2 separate regions of the Homo sapiens genome follow, and region 2 is linked to region 1. The links are chromatin loops, found by intact Hi-C in ENCODE. Cell type or tissue: heart right ventricle. All regions are shown on one strand. Each heading gives the region's core, and the rest is flanking DNA. Links, peaks and the distances in the headings are about the cores only.

Region 1 (7,608 bases), core at 2,375-4,874:
ATTCCCTTGTGTGGATTTACCACGTCAACATCAGTTGATGGATATTTGTGTTGTTTCTGCTTTTTGGCTATTCTGAATAATTTTGCAGCTATGAAAATTCATGTGCAAGTTTTTGTGTGGATGTTTTCACTTCTCTTGGGTATATACCTCGGGGTGGAATTGCTGGGCCTTATGGTGACTCTCTGGTTAACTGTTTTCCACAGAGGCAGCACCATTTTATGTTCCCACCAGCAATGTACGAAGGTTCTAATTTCTCCACATCCTTCCTGACACTTGTTATTATCTGTACTTGATTTTAGCCATGCAAGTAGGTATGAAGTGGTATCTCATTATGGTTTTGATTTGCATTTCATAATAACTAATGGTGTTGAGCATCATTTCATCTGCTTATTGGCTGTTTATATGTCTTCTTTAGAAAAATGCCTGTTTGAATCCTTTGCTTATTTTCAAATGGGGTGATTTGTCTTTTTATTGTGTTGTGTTAGTTTATATATCCTGGATGCAAATCTCTTATCAGATATATGGTTTGCAAATATTTTCTCCTATTCTGTGGATTGTCCATTTTTAAAATTTATTTATTTATTTATTTATTTTGAGACAGGGCCTTGCCCTGTCGCCCAGGCTGGAGTACAGTGGCTTGATCTCGGCTCACTGCAACCTCTGCCTCCCAGGTTCAAGCAATTCTCGTGTCTCAGCCTCCTGAGTAGCTGGGATTATAGGCATGCACCACCATGCCTGGCTAATTTTTGTATTTTTAGTAGAGACGGGGTTTCACCATGTTGGCCAGGCTGGTCTCGGACTCCTGGCCTCAAGTGATCCACCTGCCTAGGCCTCCCAAAGTGCTGGGATTACAGGTGACCGCCACCACCCCCGGCTTAGTTCTTGGTTTTTCTGTCCTTGGAAACTGCTGTCAGGGTTCCCGAGAGACTTTGAATGTAACAATAATACCTTCCTTTTATTGAGTGCCTACTATTCACTGTGTTGGGCACATTGTATATATTACCTTTTGTCCTGGAAATAGTTTTACAAGGTGGGGATTATTGTCCCCATTTCATAGTGTGATGAGGATGCTAAAAAAAAGCAAATGTTGCCTCTAGCTGCCGCCATGGGAGGTAGGCACCTGGAGCGAAGGCACGGCAGGTTCTGCTCTGCCCTATCTCCCTTTGGACCCCTTCTAGGGGTTATGTTGGATTTGGAAGCCACGAGGAGGAGTCTACTCAGACAAGAGCATCCTGATGGGGGCTGCCTTGAGATGATGGGGTGTAAGCCCTGTTTAGCTGGAAATGAGGAGAGAGAGACGTACCCTTGGTCAAGGGCTATCATGTGAAAGAAGGGTAACATTTGTCCTGGAGTGTGGAGTGTGAAGCATATGGGGAAATGGTTTGGGCTGGATAGCAGGCAGTTTTTAAAACTTGGAGCAAGCCGGGCGCAGTGGCTCATGCCTATAATCCCAGCACTTTGGGAGGCCGAAGTGGGTGGATCACCTGAGGTCAGGAGTTCGAGACTGTCCTTACCAATATGGTGAAATCCCACCTCTACTAAAATACAGAAGATTAGCCAGATGTGGTGGAGGGCGCCTTGTAATCCCAGCTGCTTGGGAGCCTGAGGCAGGAGAATCGCTTGAACCTGGGAGGTGGAGGTTACAGTGAGCTGAGATTGTGCCATTGCGCTTCAGGCTGGGCAACAAGAGTGAAATTCCGTCTCAAAAAAACAAACAAAAACAACAACAACAACAACAAAAAAAAAAAAAGAAAAGAAAAAAACCTCGGAGCTAATGGAAGGGGCCTGCCCCCTGGGAAGCAGCAAGCTTCCTGTTGCTGGTGGTACACAAGCAGAGCCTGGCTGCTTTCTAGGTGAGGTGGTTGTAGAAGCTCTTTGGGTTCAGAGTCCTGGGGGGGTTTTAGGGTTTCCTTGAATGCCCAGAGCCTGTATGTCATAGCTTCTGATTTCACAGGGACTTCCTGTCCACGCAGCTGGGATCTCTCCCAGCCCAGATTCATCATGTCTCACCCATCCTGAGGGCTAAATTTGGAATTTAATAACAACACTTTGGATTTATGTGGCCCGTTTCCTTGGAGGCATTACATCTGTTATCCCATTAATTCTCCTAATATCTTTGGGTGGAAGGTGAGGGAAGGTGAGGGAGCCTGAGAGGGGAGAAGGAACCTCTTTGGCTTCTTCAGCTCCTGAAGGGGAGAGGAAATGGCAGAGCAGGAGCGGGCCGGGGATGGGGGAACGTCTGCACCACAGCCCCTCTGGCTTTCCCCTCTCATAAAAAGCAGGTTGCTCACCGGATGAAGGGGTGTCTCCCAGCAGGAAGCTCCTGTGTTGGGCACAGTATATTGGTGCATAAGTCTCCAGGTGGACTCTTTGAGGGCTGGAAGTGGGTAGACATCAAGGTGGGCAAGATGAAGCCTGAGCCCTAAGCTTGGGAGGAGACCAACATGTCTACCACGAACCAATTTGCAGAGCTGGATGGTCTGGAGGAAGCAGTATGGCTTCCTGGGGAAGGGGGATTTGAGCTGAGTTTGGAAAGAGTCCTGGAGCACCCTGGAGTCCAGTTTCCTACCTCCTAGTCACGTGGTGTGGGTGAAGGCCATACCTTGGTGAGCTTTCCCAGGGTATGGGGGTGCCTAGGGTGCTCCTCAAGATCCTAAGGCTTGGCCTGGAGTGCTGTTGGGCGAATGGCCAGAGAGTCTGGGCAGGCAGAGGAGGGCTGGGGACTAGTGCAGGGAAGGAGCCGCTGGCACTGGCCATGAAGAAGGAGTGGGAAGGGAAGGGAAGGGTGGCCCAGGTGGAGGGCTCTGTGGGGCAGAGGCAGATTGGTGTGGGGGTTCTTGTCTACTCCAGACTATGCTGTTTTCATTCCTGCCTCTGTTCTGAGGCTTGAACTCCTGCAGGTACCTGGCTTTTACAGCCCTCCCAAGTGCCCTTCCTTCAAGCTTTGGCTCTGACTGCTGCTGATCTTCCCTGGTACCAAGTGAGGGAGGTGCAGAATCCCAGGCCACAGGCGCAGAACAGGGCGGCTGGAAGGCACCTGGACAATCCTCTGAGACTATTCTCTCCTTCCCGCTTTTGCAGATGAGGGAATTGGGGCTTGGAGTGCAAGCATTGGGAAGAATTTCCCAGGAAGAGAGATGCACAGATGTGAAGAACTCGAAGGCAAGAGAAAGCCGGGGGGTTGTGTGGCAGGTAGAAGTGCCAGGACCGTGGAGCGTGTGGACATGTGGCAGATTGCGGAGGGGCTGTGGCAAGTATTTACAGGTGGCCGTTACCTGGAGGAAGACTGAAAACAGAGAACAGTGCTGCCAGGCGTGCCTTTTGGAGAGGGCACTGGTCAGAAACGGAGCCTTCATGTCGCCTGCCTCACCTGCTCCTGCTGGTTCTCCCCACCCTGTGGACGGTGACTTGGTCCTCCACTTGCCAGAAGCCTTGTCAGCAACCTTGACTCTGTCACCCCACATCCAGGCCATCAACAAGTCTTTTGGCCCTTTCTTTGAAATCCACCAGGAATCCAGCTGCTTCTCCCCACCTTCCTGCCTCTCTGGTCTGGGCCACTAATGTCACTGCCATGGCCGCCTTGCTGCATTTCTGAGGATGCTTCATCTCTCCACCTTCTTCTCCACTCAGCAGCCAGCAGGGCACTGTGGAAATCGGAGTCACATGAGCTGGCACCTCTGTTCAGAACCCTCCAGGGCTCCACATCTCTCTCACCCAAATGCCAAAGACCTCCCCACGCCCCCACAATCCCCCACGACCTGGCCACTGGCCTCCCACCACCTTCCAGCTCCAGCGGCTCCTACCACATTTAAGGCTTTCCTTCCTAGTTTTAATTTTTCCTCGTCAGCAGTTGATTTTATTATTTTCTTGTTTATTGGTATTTTCCCACTAGAAATGAAGCTGCGTGAAGTTAGAGATTTTTTTTTTTGGTCTGTGTTCCTAATTAGCTCATTGCTATACCCCTGGCGCCCAGAACAATGCCTTGGACACAGTACGCAGTAGACTAAATAAATACTTGTTGAATGACTGACTGACGGAATGACGGCTGTGTGGGGAGTGGATTGGGTCGTGAGGCAGAGGCTGCGGTGGAAACTCAGGCAGGAGGTGATGGTGGTTCTTGGGGCTGCGGAATGCCAAGTTTAGAAGCTCTTCCTCTGCTGTGGCACATGAACCGGTCACTCGAGAAGGCTTTTAGATTTACTTTGCCTAATCCCCTCTTAGTGCATGTGGGGAAACTGAGGTACACAAAAGGAATTCCCCACCAAGTTAGGGGCAGAACCTAGCCCCCTTGTCTCCCAGATGGATATCTTCTTTTTTTTTTGAGACGGAGTCTTGCTCTGTTGCCCAGGCTGGAGTGCAGTGGTACCATCTTGGCTCACTGCAACCTCTGCTTCCCAGGTTCAAGCGATTCTCCTGCCTCAGCCTCCTGAGTGTCTGCGATTACAGGTGCACACAACCACGCCTGGCTAATTTTTGTATTTTTAGTAGAGACGGGGTTTCACCGTGTTGGTCAGGGTGACCTCAAACTCCTGACCTCATGATCCACCCAGCTCAGCCTCCCAACGTGCTGGGATTACAGGCATGAGCCACCGTGCCTGGCTGGACATCTTGTTATTAAAGCTTCTTCTCTCTTTGTAGGGGAGGGGGAGATGCCTCTGGTGGAGAAGACCAGTGTGGCAGTGACTGTGTCTGTTAGTGAACCTGGTGGCTGGTTGAGGGTCTGTCGTGGTGACTGAGGACACATACAAAGTGCTTTTCTCAGTGGTCACCTTGGTGTTGGTGAATAAGGGTCAGAAGATGGCTCCTGTCCTAGGGCACTGCCAGTCGGTTTGGAAGCTGAAATGCCTGCTTAGCAGTTTGAGGAAACACAGACCTTGGAGGATCTTCTGGTTGCCTCTTCAAGAATTCATTCTATTCCCCTTCTGCTCCCCAAATTTGCTTTTCTTGGGGTGGGTCTTGGTTGGCCTAAGCCAAGAAAGTATGGCATCTACTCCTTCCATAGCAATAGCTCAGGAATAGGCAGTGACCCAGACCTGAACCAATCAGTGCATGGAATTACCCCTGGCCAAAGTGGTTGATTGAGGCTGGGTGCAAGCAGAGTTGTGAGAAGGCTCCCATTTGGTGGTTGGAGAGATCGCACTTGCTCCAGAGGTCATAATGTGCAGATCTGAGGCTTGGAACTGCTGCAGACATTTTGCTACCACAAGTGAAGCCACCCTGACGACACAGTTGACAATTTGGAGCAGGGCAGAGCTGAGAGAACAGCAGGGAAACAGCCAGAGTCTTGCTCAAGCCTCCCTGAAGTATCTATACCCCTGGACTCTAGTTATGGGGGCTAATAAATGTTATATACTGTTTAAGGTAGTTTGAGTTGGTTTATCTGTCATTCGTTATTGAAAAAACATTTTTTTTTCGGCTGGGTGTGGTGACACACACCTGTAGTCCCAGCTGCTTGGGAGGCTGAGGCAGGAGGACCGCTTGAGCCCAGGAGGCAGAGGTTGCAGTGAGCTGAGATAGTGCCACTGCACTCACTCTGGCAACAGAGCAAGACTGTCTCAAAAAGAAAAGAAAAAAAAATTTCCATTTTCATCAAAAATTGTATTAAAGATTTTCTATGTGGTGGGTTCTATAATATATTCTTATAGGGAATAAGACCTATATTATCCTTCCCCTCCGAGAGCAATGAAAAAAACACAAATACTGAGGTGGGCAGATCACTTGAGCTCAGGAGTTCGAGACCAGCCTGGGCAACATAGTGAGGCCTGTCTCTATTAAAAAACAAAAAGAAAAGAAACACAAATATCACACATAATTATAGACAAACACATAGCCAAGTTGAGGAAGAACAGAAACAAAACCAAAACAGTTTTTCTGGGCTGATCACTGATCAGATAGAGATCATTTACTTGCCTGGCCTTTGCTCTAAAGATCTGGTTTCATGTTGGTTTTCTCCATGTTACTCATGAACCCCAGGAATTCTGGAAAATTCTTACCTTTCTAAGATCAAGAGTAGGTGTAGCAGTAGGAGCACTTTGAGTGTCAGGGTGACAGAGCCCAGAGGCAAGGCCCATCTGCAGGAAGCGAAGTGACAAGTTGCTGGGTGGCCCCTTGTGTGATCCTAGCATTGTCAAGGAAGAAATCTTAACTGATATTTGGGTGATAGGGAATCATGGGGAAGTGTGGGTGTGGATGGGGACAGCCAGAGACAGATGTGACTATTTTTTTCTTTTTCTTTCTTTTTTTTTGGAGGCAAGGACTCACTCTGTTGCCCAGGTGGGAGTGCAGTGGCTTGATCAAAGCTCACTGCAGCCTTGACCTCCTGGGCCCAAGTGATCCTCCTACCTCAGGCTCCTAGGTAGCTGGGACCACAGGCGTGTGCCACCATGCCTGGCTAAAATACATATATATATGTGTGTGCGTATATATATAAAATATATATGTGTAAATATATAAAATACATATGTACATATATTTTATATACTTATATATAAATATATACAATATATATGTACTATATATATTTTATATATATATATATATATTTCTTTTTGAGTCAAGGTCTTGCTCTGTCACCCAGGCTGGAGTGTAGTGGTGTGATGATGGCTCACTGCAGCTTCAACCTCCTGGGTTCAAGAGGTACTCCTGCCTTGCCTCCTGAGTTGCTGGGACCACAGGCACACACTACCACACTTGGCTAATTTGTTTTTCCTATTTTTTGTAGTGACAGGGTCTCCCTGTGTTGTCCAGGCTGGTCTCGAACTCCTGGACTGAAGCAATCTTCCCACCTCGGCCTCCCAAAGTGCTGGGATTACAGCCGTGAGCCACCACATCCAGCCAGCTAATTGTTTTTTATTTTTGTAGAGAGGTGATCTCCCTTTGTTGCTCAGGCTGGTCTCGAACTCCTGAGCTCAAGTGATCCTCCCTCCTTGGCCTCTCAAAGTGCTGGGATTACAGGTGTGAACCACTATGCCTGGCCAGATGTGACTTTTGCTTGAAATGTGCTCCAGAGCCCTGCCTAAGTCCCGCTCCTCTGAGAAGCCTTCTGTCCCACCAGGTCTGGAGGGCAAGTGCCAAGAAATGCTCTGAGCTGTTTCTTCCTGAAAGTGGGGCAGCTTGGGCTGTCAGCATGGTTTCTAGCACCGTTGGGGCCATGGAAAGAAATCTGTCTTCCTACAGAGTCACTGGCTTTTTATCCTTCCCCTTCTGTCCGTGGACATGTACCCTCTTGGGAGAGTATTGATCAGAGGGGACAGCACTGATCATGCCTTTGCCGGAGGTCTGTGCACACATCCGCATGGGCACCTGTTAGCATGTGCTTGCTAGAGCTACAGATGGCTTCCTGCTGCCCCACAGGTGGGGTTCTTTACCTTACTTTGCCCCTTGGTGGGTGGTGACCAGTGGGCTCCTTCCTGGAATATTTATGCATGCGGAAAAAACATGAACTTACAAAGAAAACCAAGTCTATTCAAGTACACTTAGCAAAATTAACATTTGTGATGAAGTAACAAATGTTTCCTTATTAATGCAATAATAACTATCTTGTGGCAGGTCTAATTACTACTATAATTCAAAGTAGGGATGGAGGCCCTAGTGACATTTGAAATATCT
Region 2 (7,608 bases), core at 2,981-5,480, 250 kb after region 1:
TCCTTGGCTCTTTCTCTCACACCACAAACCCAATCTATGAGTGAATCCTCTGGGTTCTACCTTCAGAATCCATCCAGAATCTGACTGCCTCTCACCATCTCCACGGCTCCCTTCTAGTCCAAGCCAGCAACATCATCCACCTGGATTATTCAGTAACACCCTGACTAGTCTGCCTGCTATCACCCTTTGCACAGAAGCCAGGGGGATTGTTTTGGAATTCCACTTTTCACGCAACTATTTGTCCTTTTAGCTATAGTACTTTGCATTTTTTAAAGTGGTTTTTTTTTCAGTTCTAGAGATTACACATATGTCCTTAACTTTTCACAGTCAGTTTAGAGTTAATACTTTATCACTTTATGTAAAATATAAACCTCTTACAAATATTTGCCATCCCCATTGTATGCTATAGTTTTCATATGCATTACATCTATATACATTATAAACCCTATAAGACAATGTTATCATTTTTGCTTTAGTTATCTGCATATTAAGGAAATTAAGAGGAAAATTAACTTATAATTTTATATATTTAGCAATATTTTACCATTTCTGATGTTTTTTATTTTTTATTTTTCTTGAGGATCCAGTGCCTCTTTGATTTTATTTTGCTTCATTCTGAAGAACTTCTTTTAGTATTCTTATAGTCCATGTCTTCTGGTGACACAATCCATACATTTTCTTTTAAATGAAAATGTATTTTGCCTTCCTTATTAACTAATATTTTCACTAGATTTAGAAATCTGGGTTACAGCTTTTTTTTTTCTTTGCCCTTTAAATGATGTTACAATGCTCCTTCTGTACTCGTGGGGAATTGGGTTCAGGACCTCCCCATGGATGCCAAAATCCGTGGATGCTCAAGTCTTTTATGTAAAATGGCATAGTATTTGCATATAACTTCTGCACATTCTCTCATACACTTTAAAACATCTCTAGATTACTTATAATACCTAATACAATGTAAATGCTATGTAAATAGTTGTTGTATCATTTAAAAATTTTTACTCTTTTTTATCGTTGTATTGTTATATTTTATCTTTGAAAAATATTTTCCATCTGAGGTCCCATGACTGTGTTCTGCTTCAGGCCTCCATAGTTTCTGGTAAGAAGTCTGTGGTTATTTGAATCTTTGTTCCTCTTTGTAATGTGTCTTTTTTTCTCTGGCTGCTTTCAAGGTTTTCTTTTTATCTTTTATTTTAGCAGTTTGAATGAGTGTATGTAAATTTGTTTTGCACCAATTTGCAAAGTGGGTGTTGTTGTTTTTTGCCACTATTTATTTCTTTTTTTCTCTTTCTCTCTCTTTTTTTTTTTTTTTTTTTTTTTTTCTGAGAAGGCTGCTGGTCTTGAACTCCCATGCTGAAGCGTCCTCTAGCCTCAGCCTCTTGAGCAGGTGGGTTTGTGCCACCATGCCGTTTTGCCATTATTTCTTAAGAAAAAAAATTATGCTCTCTTATTCCTCTCCTTCCTTCTGGCACTCCAATTATGCATATATTAGATCTCTGACGTTATCCCACAGGCCTCTTAGACACTGTTCACTCTTTTATACCCCCCCTTCCCCTGCCCTCTTTTTTTTTTTTTTTAGGCTAAATGGCTTTTGTTGATCAACTTAAGCTCACAGCTATTTATTTATTTATTTATTTGTTTATTTTTGAGATGGAGTCTTGCTCTGTCACCCAGGCTGGAGTGCAGTGGCATGATCTCAGCTCCCTGCCTCCTGGGGTCAAGGCCTCCTGCCCCAGCCTCCCGAGTAGCTGGGATTATAGCTGTGCGCCACCATGTCCAGGTAATTTTTTGTATTTTTAGTAGAGACAGGGTTTCACCCTGTTGGCCAGGCTGGTCTCAAACTCCTGACCTCAGTGATCTGCCTGCCTCGGCCACCTGAAGTGATGGGATTAAAGGCGTGAGCCATCATGCCCGGCCATCTTCATTCTGTTTTAGGCCTATACAGTAATTGTTTAAAATATTCCAGGTATTGTATTTTTTAGTACTGGAATTTCCACTTGGTTCTTTCTATATTTTTATTTCTCTTTAGAGGTTTCCTATCTCTTCATTTATTATGAATGTATTTTCTTTTGCCTTGTTTAGCACAGTTATAATAACTGTGGTACTTGTCTGATAGCTTCAAATTCTGGGTCATCTGAGAGTTGATCTCCATTGACTATCTTTACCCTTGAGGATGGATTATATTTTCCTAATTTCTTGTGTGTTGATTTTGGGTTTTATCCTGGACACTGGAAATGCTATGTTGTAGAGATTCTGGAGTTTGTCATAGTCCTCCAAAGAGTGCTGACGTCTTTGTATTAGCAGGCATTTCACCTGGTTAGACTCAAACTACTAACTGTTTTGCCTTTAGTGGGCTGCACCTCAAATCACAGCTCAGTTCTTTAAGCCTTAGTTGCAAGTTGTCTTGAATCTTCTCTATGCATGTGTGATTCAGAAGTGAGCCAGATACTTGATCAGAGTTTACTAACAGAATTTGGGCCTTTTCTGGCACTTTCCTTTCCAGAAAATCCCCCTTCCTTTCCAGGGGCTCTGGTTGCTCTAGGTTCTGTCCTCTGGTTCTTCAGGCCATATAAACAGCATTTTCTACTGGACTTTTAGCAGCCCTGAACAAGGCCACAGCTGCAGCCTGCCCTCTGGGTAAAGTCATCAAAGTGGAAAACTTACCACATACTGGTCCCTTCTTACAAGTTTCAACATCCTTCCAAAATCTGCCTGCTTTTGGTCATTCTGGTCTTTTGATCATTTTGATTATTTCAGAGCCCTCCAGCAATTGTTTTCTGTATTATATCCAGAATTTATAGATATTATTTGTGGAAGGGTATACCTGTTAGGAGATCACTCCACTCCACTGGAAGAGGAACTTCCAGAGTGTCCTTTTTAAAACTTCTCAGACTGTGCCATTCCTCCCCTCAACTCTCCCCACTCTCGATGGCTCCCATTTTACTCAAAAGCCCAAATGCTCACAATGGCCTATGAAGCTGAGAATAATCTAGCTTCAGACTGTGTCTGACCTGTGCCCTTTTACCTCACCTTTGCTCATTGGTGGCCTCTTTGTTGTTCCTCAAACATACCTGCCTGATACACTCTTACAAGACAGCTCCATGGCCGGCAAGGCCCTGCCCCCTCCAGCCCCATCTTTAGCCATTTGCCCCGACTCTTGACACTCCATCCCCACTGGTCTGTGGTCAGCCTCGGCTCAGGCCATGTCCTTTTCCACCGTAGGGCCACTTCTTCTGCCTGCAGCAACCTTTCCTAGACTTTTCTTCTGTATATTATTCCTACTAATCCTTCCCTCTCGTAGAAATGACTGCTTCTGGCCAGGCGCGATGGCTCACACCTGTAATCCCAGCACTTTGGGAGGCTGAGGTGGGTGGATCACCTGAGGTCAGGAGTTTGAGACCAGCCTGGCCAACATGGTGAAACCCCATCTCTACTAAAAATACAAAAATTAGCTGGGCGTGGTGGCGCTGCCTGTAATCCCAGCTACTCAGGATACTGAGGCAGGAGAATCACTTAAACCTGGGAGGCAGAGGTTGCAGTGAGCCGAGATCGTGCCATTGCACTCCAGCCTCTGGGTGACACATCGAGTCTCCCACTACAAGAGGTGATTGGTACTCTCAGGGTATGTAACACTTCTTCATACCATATCACACACTTAACAATCATTTATTTACTGGAAATGCTTTGTTTGCTCATTAATTTTGAGTGCTGTGAGGGCAGGCATTCCATTTGTTTTCCTCCTTTCTGCACCCCAGGCACCCAGCACATACTAGGCACCCAGTAGATACCTGGCATCTGACTGTCAGGGCCCAGCATGGAAGCCGAGGCAGGTCAGTGAGGAACCTTTAAGAAGTCCTTGCTGTGTACACAGCCTTACAATGTATGTGGGTAGCTATTTCACCTCCTTGTTACTTTTAGAGAAATGGAGGCTCTGAGAGGAGAAATGGCTTACCCAACGTCATGCGACTAGAAATTCCAGCTTGAAGCCTCATGGCAGGAGAGCTCAGACCAGCAGAGAGACCTCAGATTGCTCCCAGCCTTGGCCTGCCTGTCACACTTCCTCTTTGCCCTGGCAGCTGCAGGGTTGTTGACTGCACAGAGTTTTTCTTCCCTTTTCCTTTCTTTCTCTCTCTCTCTTTCCCTCCCTCCCTCCTTCCTCTCTGTGTCTGTCTCTGGTGTCTGAGTTAGTTCCTTATGGTGAGTTCTTGGTCTCCCTGACTTCGAGAATGAAGCCGTGGACCTTCGCGGTGAGTATTACAGCTCTTAGAGGTGGCACAGACCCAAAGAGTGAGCAGCAACAAGATTTATTGTTAAGAGTGAAACAACAGAGTTTCCACAGCCTGGAAGGGGACCCAAGGAACTTGCCACTGCTGGCTGGGGTGGTCAGTTTTTATTTCCTTATTTGTCCCCGCCCACATCCTGCTGATTGGTCCATTTTCCAGAGTGCTGATTGGTCCATTTTACGGAGTGCTGATTGGTCCATTTTACGGAGTGCTGATTGGTCCATTTACAATCCTCTAGCTAGACACAGAGGGCTGATTGGTACGTTTTACAATCCTAGCTACAGAGTGCTGATTGGTGCATTTATAATCCTTTAGCTAGACACAGAGCACTGATTGGTGCATTTACAATCCTCTAGCTACCCAGAAAATTTTGCCAAGTCCCCACTTGACCCAGGAAGTCCAGCTGGCCTCACCCTTCACTTTCTGTTTCCCCAGGATTCACAACTGGGCTCCTCTTGCTGTGTTGGAGGGAGATGTTTCACCTGAGCACCATGTTTCACATGGCAGTGGGGCAAGGCACTGAGGCTGTGTGGCATGGCACCACAGGGTGGCCACTGGTCCCTGAGTCGGCAGACCTGGCTCTCTTTTCCCTGCCATGCTGACTTCATGTTTATGGCTAAGAAGCCTCTCCCAGGGAGCAGCTGAGCTTCAGGGGCATTCCTGGAGCGTCCAGGAGAGCAATATGGCCCTTTGCTGGTGGAGAACCTGAGACCCTCAAGGAGAAAGTGAAGAAAATTCTCTCTGCATACAGACCCCTTCCCATTTTCCCATTCTGGGTTGACTATCCTCCCTCATAGATGTGCTCATGAGTCTTGGAAATTCTCTTGACTCATTGCCATTTAAAATATCTGTGTTGCTTCTGATGATAGATGGTTGATTTATAAAATGGTTTGGCTCTCTTTATGATAGAATATTATACAGGCATCAAAAACAATAATGTAGGAGACAAGGATATGAGGAGATGTTCAAGCTGTATTCTGTGAAAAGAAAAAAAGATTGCAGAATACAGCATATGTTCCCATTTTTTTTTTTTTTTTTTTTTTACAAAAATGTGGACCTAGGTACATAATGTGTGCTATGCATAGGAAAAAGCCTGGAGAACTTGCACGAAATGGTCACACTGTTTTTCAGTGATGGTAAGATAAAGGGTAATTTTAAAAATTCCTATTCTTTTCCAGATTGTTTCTAACACTGCGCATGCCTTTCGGAGACAAATTTTAAAAATAAACATTATTTTTAAAAGGAAACAAACAAACAAAACCAAACAGAAGGGAGGCTGGGTTTCTTGGGGATTTCGGGAGTGCCTGTGTCTCCACGACCTGGGCAGTGCTCTTCTGAGAGGACTGAGGGCTGGGGAGGCAGAGAGAGCAACGACAGGCTACCAGCATTGAGAAAGAAGGCCTCAAGGCCACATTGAGAAGGACACTACGCTCTGGATCACAGGCTGAGCCCTGCATTCTTGACATTGGAGCCCTTCGGGAGTGCCAGAACGAGCAGTCCCTCTCCTGGAGGAGCCTGCCTTCCCACCACGGAGGCTAACACCACAACAGCCACAGTGAGCCACCCCTTCTGCCCATCTTCTTACGTGTCAAGCACTGTGTTCAGTGCCTTCACAGGTAACTTCGATAAGTCACGATGGGCATGCTGCGACTAAGTTGGTACTGATATTCTATTGGTTTTAAATGGGGAAACTGAGGCTCAGGAAGGTTCAGTATTTTGCTGGAGGTCACACAGCCAGGCAAGGGCAGAGCCAAGATTTCAGTTTCAATCTGTCTGGCTTGGAAGACTTCCTTATCTTGTGGCAGCATCTCCAGAGATCATGGGTCAGCCTCTTCTTGCCAGAGGCGTGTGTGTGTGCACAGACACATACACGCTGAGTGACAGAGGGACAAAAACAGTGAGCACCCACCCAGGCACTGTGCTCGAAATTCTTCCTGCAAACCTGCAAGGTAGGTTCTAATGATGTTCCCATTTACCCCTAAGCTTGCGCGGTGGCACGATTTACCAAGCATCACCGGCTGCCCAGGGTGACCTAGGATTCCAGCTCAGGTTTCTCTGACACTGATGTTGACCCTAGTGTGCTTCCGTGTGATCTTGCTTCTCTGGCTACTGGTGTTCTGCGGGTCTTGGACAGGTGAGGCAAACTAGGGCCAAATACTGCCCTCTGCCTGCCTTTGCATGGTCCCTGAGCTGAGAATGATTTCTACATTTTTAAAGGGTTGTAAAAACAAAACTCAAAGATTATGTGGCAGAAATATACATGGCTGGGCAAAGCCTAACATATTTACTTCCTGGCCTTTTAGAGAAAAAGTTGACGACTCCTAGCTTAGGGTCCTGAGGTCCAAGGAGGAACTCCTGGTCCTGCACATCTTCATCCTCCACATTTGGTGGTCCCAATGCTGCATGCGAGCTGTGGCTGTGGACTCAAAGCACTGTGGTGGGGGACATTTTAAAAATGAGCTGTAAAAATCTGCCACACTTAGGGCACTCATTTTCCCACTTATATTTTGGGGGGATATCTGTACCCAGGGAAAAGCTCAGTGATCCTTGTTGGATTTCTAGGGTGAAGGGCTTTTATCTCAGCATGGGGTCAAGTGCAGCTATGTGTGGGTGGCAATGAACTTCAACATCTAGCGTGATTCCCCTGCAAATTGGAAGGCACCAGTGCCACCCCAGGCACCAGCCTTGAGTGTCAGGCATAGTGCCAGGTGCACAAGAAGAAAGCAAGGTCCCTGCGGATCTCATACAGCCCAGTCTGGGGAAGCAGGGGAGCCCCTCTTGGGTATCCGAGTTGGAAGAAGAGGCTATGAGAATGGGAGGAGGGGCAGGGAGGACAGCCAGGAAATGCAGGCGGTGACACCTGCGCTGTGCCCTGAGAGATGAGGCGTTACGCGGACTTGGGGGAAGGGACGTGGGGAAGTTGGTGCTGGCCAGGCGCGGCGGCGGGAAAGGCCCTGGGCAAAGGGGCCCAGAGGGGCGGCGGAAAGTGGAGCGGGGCTGTAGGTGTCAGCAGAGACGCGGCTTTGGGGCCGGCACGGCCCGCCCCTCGGCCCGCGCGGCCATTGTCTGCGCCAGGCGCCGCCTTGGCAGCAGAAGGTGACATCTGGTGACTAATGGCCGCGGCTGCGCGCCGCGCTCCTCCCTCCCGCAGCGCCCGGGGCGCAGCTGCCGCGCCGCCTCCTCCCCACTCTTCTCCCCTCCCCTTCCCTCCGCTCTGTGGGCCAGCGCGGGGGCGCGGGGCGGGCAGGATCGATGCCCTGGTTTCCGAAGGGCAGAGGCCGCCCGACCTCCAGCCGGCCGGGCCGCCCCGCCCCGCCCCACCATC

Evidence for each region. Hi-C counts contacts between places; a loop is a spot of excess contacts. Peaks named below come from ENCODE experiments on the same cell type or tissue, not always from the same donor. Only the 100,000 strongest peaks of a DNase experiment are listed, where the experiment ranks them.
Region 2: it touches region 1 in a loop (3-fold over the local background); 55 of 110 quality-filtered maps call a loop at or near these places.

Annotation. Positions count from the first base shown.
Region 1 is chr10:78,051,450-78,059,057 of GRCh38, forward strand. It overlaps a transcript of RPS24 not described here. Among named protein-coding and RNA genes, the nearest start is that of RPS24, 21 kb to the left of the region's middle. In heart right ventricle, for the core only: no CTCF peak of the experiment used is centred there; no DNase peak of the experiment used is centred there.
Region 2 is chr10:78,295,890-78,303,497 of GRCh38, forward strand. LOC124902468 (a long non-coding RNA gene) reads left to right here and starts at 6,124. Exons shown (of 2, transcript XR_007062212.1): 1 at 6,124-6,232. RefSeq lists a silencer at 7,167-7,608. In heart right ventricle, for the core only: no CTCF peak of the experiment used is centred there; DNase peaks (open chromatin) are centred at 4,062 and 4,362; H3K27ac peaks cover 979 bases.